Regions from separate parts of the Mus musculus genome. Here region 1 is linked to region 2. The links are chromatin loops, found by intact Hi-C in ENCODE. Cell type or tissue: heart. All regions are shown on one strand. Links, peaks and the distances in the headings refer to the core of each region. The heading gives the core; the rest is flanking DNA. Region 1 holds the start of Ccdc85a (coiled-coil domain containing 85A). Region 2 has its middle 99 kb from the start of Gm25387.

What was found. Peaks named below come from ENCODE experiments on the same cell type or tissue, not always from the same donor. Only the 100,000 strongest peaks of a DNase experiment are listed, where the experiment ranks them.
Region 1: it touches region 2 in a loop (7-fold over the local background); 14 of 42 quality-filtered maps call a loop at or near these places.

The regions. Positions count from the first base shown.
Region 1 is chr11:28,582,555-28,585,466 of GRCm38, forward strand. It overlaps Ccdc85a (coiled-coil domain containing 85A), which reads right to left and starts at 1,770. Exons shown (of 5, transcript NM_181577.5): 1 at 728-1,770. The coding sequence starts at 988. In heart, for the core only: a CTCF peak has its summit at 1,820; DNase peaks (open chromatin) are centred at 797 and 1,747; H3K4me3 peaks cover 1,614 bases; H3K27me3 peaks cover 1,964 bases.
Region 2 is chr11:27,218,806-27,221,717 of GRCm38, forward strand. No RefSeq gene overlaps it. Among named protein-coding and RNA genes, the nearest start is that of Gm25387, 99 kb to the right of the region's middle. In heart, for the core only: a CTCF peak has its summit at 1,328 (motif pointing right); no DNase peak of the experiment used is centred there.

The DNA of each region.
Region 1 (2,912 bases), core at 280-2,779, 1.4 Mb after region 2:
GCATCACTAAGAACACTTACCCAGCGCCTTCTACACTTGCCCCCACCTCATGCTTAATAAAATTAATGTAAAATCCAGAGTGAAGAAAGAACAGGTAAGTAAAGCAGTTTGAGGTGATGACAATGCTAGTAAGGGAAGAAAATCAGGAGAGCTAGTAGAAGATTTGAAGGCAGAAATCTTGCTTACCTGCACCCAGTACCGAGTCATACTCACACTGGCTCCTCGGGTGGTACCCGAGGCTTCTCTCCTGTTCTTAGCAGTTGTGTCCTTTCTTTGCCCTCTGCTCACCAGAAAGCTAGTGGTGGTGCAGGAGCAGCTACACCCGACCCCTAAAGGTGAAGAGGCACTGGGCTGGCAAGCTCTCTAGTCTTCTCCCTTGGTGTACTGTAACCTAATTCCTGAAGCGTCTTTGTTCCTTGGGACTTTAAATATCCCCTGTGCTCACCGTGCCCTTCTCTGACTTCTGACATCCTTGGTTCCTAATCCCTTAGTCTCAGAAGCATCAAAGAAAGCCAGATGCCAAGTCCCCGTAAGAAGAAAAGAAAGGGCCTCCAAAGTTTGGAAAACTTTAAGGTCTGGAGATGGGGACAAGGGGTGCTCCTGGGAGAAGGGAGAAGCTCACCTGTTGATGGAGGTACGAAAGTTTGGCTCTCCCACCCTCCTCCCACCGCGATTCCCAGATCCCTGCCACGCCCAGCCCAGCCTTCTTGCCAGGCCCAATACTCACCTTGAGCCCTCGGATCTCGCCGAGATGCAGCTGCAGGCGGCGGTTGACCTCGCGAATGAGGTTGCTGTGGTCCAGCATCGCGCTCACCTTCTCGGCTTCGGCTCGCCGCAGGCTGCGGATCAGCTCCTCCTTGCTCCACTGCAGCAGCTCTTCGTCCGTCACTTTAGATAGATCATCCACGCCCGTGGGTGTCGACGCACCGGCCGGAGCCGAGGGACAACTTTCCGCCGCTGGCGCTGAGCCTCCAGCCGCCTTAGACATGGTATCCGCGCAGCGGCAGGTGCGAGTGGGTAGAGGCGAAACGACTGGCGAAGGTGCAGGCGCGGCTGGGTGGCCTCCTCCCACACCCCTGTACGCTTCCAGAGTCAGAGGTACCTCCGGGGGACCGCTGCGTGGGGACGGCAGGAATCGCGCTGCGTGGCCATCCTACCTCGCCATCCAAGCGCGAGTACCTGCCGAATCTCGGGGCCCGACAGCCAGTTCCTGGTGGCTGCATAGGTCCGTCCCAACTCGGCGCAATTCCATGGTGAAGGGCGCCGGGGAGCAGGAGCGGGCGGGGACACCAAGAGAGATCTGTCTCAATCCCCTGCCCTCTCCTTCGCTCAGATCCAGACAGCCATCCCTCACGGTCTGACACACACACACACACACACACACACACACACACACACACACACAGGCACACGATGCACACGCCCTTCCCTCTCGCTTGCTAAACCCCGAGGCTCCGCTGCTACCCTAGGGCGAGCTGCTGTCCTTCCCAGAAAGCTCCGCGCAGCTGGCTAGCTGTAGTCCTATGGCTGATCCTAAACTGTTCTGGGAAGCCTTGGGTTTTCAGAGCCCAGAAAAGGATGGGCGGGGATTGGGGAGCAGCAGCAGGGAGGAAGCTGGCTCCCGGGGCGCCCGCATTCCGCAACACCTTCTGCAAAGGCCAAACCCGAATGGCACTCAGCTGCCCAACCGGACCCTGAGCTCCTGGTGCTCTGCTGCTAGGGACGATTGGGAGCGCGGTTCCCAGAGCACAGGGATGCGGGTGGGGCTGGAGTCAAGAGCAGGTGCCGCCAGGGCGTTGAGAGGCTCGCGCGCGCCACCAAGTGACTATAGGCTGTCCCCTCCCCTCCATCTCTGCAAGTCAGACTAGTTCAGGAGAGGCAGCCTGCTGACCAAAATGAGCGACATTCAGTTCTTGGAAGAATTGGATGCAGAAATTTCGAGAGCAAGACATATGACTAACTAGCTAGATGCACTTCGGAGAACTGGAGAAGAGGGAAGAAAGCCTGTACCGGAGGTCACAAAATCCTCAAGTTCAGGAAATCAGGGCAAAGAGCTGTTAAATTCAGCCCTTTGGGGACCTCCACCCCATTCCCAGGCCTTTGTTTTCTCTAAAATCTCACCACCTTATGAAGAAGCTTCAGGTGGAAGTACTTGGCCCTTTTAAAGTTCGTTTGGGAAATATCAAGGCCTTTAGAAAATAAAATAACTTCTGCTTCTCCAGGAGCCTGGATTTTCAGGTCTGCATACCCGGTGCCCTTGGCAAAGTAAACTGAAATACCAACCAATACCAACTGAGCTTTTCACTCCTCTGTGCTGCAAACTGGGCTGGCCTTTGATGGTCCGATCTGGAAGGAGGGTTCTATGTTTTGGCTAGTCTCTGGTTAAATACAGCACAATCCTCTTTCAGCTGAAAATACACTTGTTTTCCTAAAGGATGGGTGCAGAAGGCCCTGACAGTATCATTTCTAGGAAGCTGACAGGACCAGAAAATTATAGAATCACACTATCCCAGCCTGAGCTTCTGTCACAGTGAGGGTCTCAATCAGTTCCCTCTAATGAGGCAGTGCATATCCTCTTTAAAGCTGCCACCTTGTGAAAAATGATGAGTTAGGGACTGAAACCTTTGCCTTCTGGAGATCGAAGGAAAGTAGTACGGTTAGCCCCTGACCATGAACACACACACACACACACACACACACACACACACACACACACACACACACCACATACATAACTGTACTCATAGAGACTTCCTTCTGTATCTGGGCCTTTGCCCTCTCTTCTCACAGCATGCATGTACTCTCACCTTCTCTCTGACATACTGGCATCCAACTCTCCCCCCCCCCCACACACACACACACTAACCTTTGGTCATATTTGCAACCCAAAAATGTCTTCCTTGGTACGCTGA
Region 2 (2,912 bases), core at 298-2,797:
ACATGTAGACACTGTAATTGGTCAATAAATTGAAATAAATTTGTATCAAAGAAATCACTGTACATTTAAAGTCAGCAGCATTTCTATTTTTTAGGACTAATATGTACTTCTATGATCTATGTGGTCCAGTAAAGAGTAAGTTGAATAAGTGGATACAGTTATCCATATCCCTAATGAGTCAGTCATAACTAGTGTTATTTTCTATATATTATTCTACTTGTTAGTTTAATTTTTCTATGAAAGCAATGGCACTATTATAGAAATTATTAATATGTGTAGCTGTAAGACCCCAACTCAATGTGTTTCATAGACCCTTAGAAATGAAGCCCAGCATAGAGTTGTTTGTTCTTTTGCCTTTAGCCTGAAAGAATGATGACCTCTGGGTGACACACCCTGGCGCCTGACCATTGTGTAAGGGACCAAGAATGTTTACTCAACTTCCCCAGTCTTTGTGATTTTATCCTTCCCTCACTTCATTCTTTAAAATCCCTCGACTACTACTGCTGGGGGTCACAGGGTGCTCCGCCTCAGCATGCTGATTCCCGATTAAACCTCATGTGATATTGCATCAAGAACAGTTTCTCTTGAGTTATTGGGGAGTCGGCTCATCCCAGGACTTAAGCGAGGGTCTCCCCGAAACGGGGGTCTTTCATAGCAAGAATTAATAATAACAATATAAAAACTACCTTGCAATCCATGAGATCAAACCTTAAATTCATCCACGGGGCAGATTAGTTTTAAATAATTATCTGTAGACAAGAGGTACCAGTCAACTGGAGGGGTAGAAGAACAGGTCACAGGGGTACAAGTTTGATCAAAGTACTTTGTTTACGCTTACAAACGTCATCGGGAAACCTATTATCATGTAATGTTAGTACATGCTAGTGAAAACATTCAGAAAAGTTGACATCATTACCTCAACTCAGTCTCAAAGCATGTTTTAGATAAATATATTGGTAATCGAGGGGGAACAAATACAAGGCATAGAACATTTAGAGGTCAAGTTTTTAATATGGATGGAGGTGTGGATTACTGTAAGCTTCTCTTGAGTGTTTCTTCAGCCAGCCTGGAATGAAATCTGAAGCCTGCTTAACCTTCCCCAAGGACAAACTGCTGACTTTCCTTATTCTGGTTTGGAGTGGTGCTTTGGAGTCTAAAATGTCACTCTCTCCCTTTTCAATTTCATTGTCAGATGAATAGATGTCTGACAGTGACTAGTGAATTTCAATTGCTAGAAATTCTCTTTATTTTTTTTTTCTGTCTCTGTAATTAGTCTTCATTAAGCAATTACAGTGAATTCTGACATCCAGATCCGCATAGTAATACATTATTATATATATCCACTAGATGGCAGTGTTTCCAAAGCAATACAATGAAATAGAGCCACCCCCCCCAAACTGTTTTTTCCTGTTTACCTTTCTCTACCCTCCCTCCCCTGTGAATTTTGCTATAAAAATAAAATAGAATTACATTTCTGCAGTCATTTTTAAAAATCCAATCTTTTTCGTCAAATAAATGTCAACTTGAAATTTTTGTGTATTTTAAGATAAAAACTATAAAATAAAGAAATAGGGTTTTCTCCTTAATTCTCTAGCATATAAATACCCATAAATCATTTGCAGCAAATGCTGCGAGCAAGGCAAGCCATGAGAGCATGGAAGACACATATCCATGCCAGTATTTTCGTGTTCTGTAATTTAGAGAAAGTACTTCATCTGAAATTCTATGAATAATACAATTCAAGCTAAGAGCACCTCTGTGAGAGCTCCAGTAGAATCAAGCAGCATACTCCATGCCAAAACTCATCAACGCCTCTCAGGGGGCACAGGGGGCATAGAAAAAAATCTGCAGCAGTTGTTTGGCAGAAAACAATCACTAATATTTTTCAAGGAAAGACGGTAAAGGAAGATATTACGTATATAAAAAGGTAAGTGTGTAACAAATAGTTTAACTGTTGTATTAGTGAACCCCCCAAAGTGGACAGGAGCTGATCTGATGCAAATCACAGCAGGATCTTTATTCCACTAGCTCAGGTTCCCCAGGCCACTGCCAACATGTGGAACAAATTTGGTAGAAAGGAGTAGGGAATATCTAAAGTTTTATAGAAAGCAGCAAGAGGCCAGTGGGTGTTTCTAGCCTGGCAAGCATCTAACTGGAGAGCTACCATGTCCTTTAGTGTAAACTGACTGATACTGGGAGTCAAACCATAAACTTCACTTCACTTCTCTTTGTGTTGATGGTTATTAGTCAGGGGGACAGGGTTGTTGAAATTAACCTGGAAATGCTGGATTTGTTGGGGATTAGCTATAGAAACTGGAGTTTCTAGGTTTTGTTGGGGAGTAAATTGAAAACTAATGCCTTTTAGTTTACCTGAGTTCAAGTTTTCTGAAATGAAGTCTGAATTTAAGATTTGGTCTCTCGGGGCTGGAGAGATGGCTCAGCAACTGATCTTCCAGAGGTCCTGAGTTCAATTCCCAGAAACCAAGTGTTGGCTCACAACCATCTGTAATAGGATCTGATGCCCTCTTCCGGTGTGTCTGAAGAAAGCAATGATGTACTCATATACATTAAATAAATAGATAAATAAATAAATAGATAGATAAATAGATTTTAAATAGATAAATAAATAAATCTTTTTTTAAAAAAATCAAAAAAGATTTGGTCTCTCATAACAACTTTGTAGAATTTTATGATTCTTTATATTTTACAAACAGCAAGTGCCGCTTGCCAGTTGGAGCGATATATAAACCAGACAATTTGCTACTTTGAAACATTAAAGTACAAATCCCTGCTTATTTTCTCTGGAATAGCAACAGCCACAAACTACTTCCTGTGCTGACACTATCTATCTATTATGTTATTTATTTCTGCTCTTTTGTTTTCAAGCCCTGATGTCAATCATTATTCCAGCT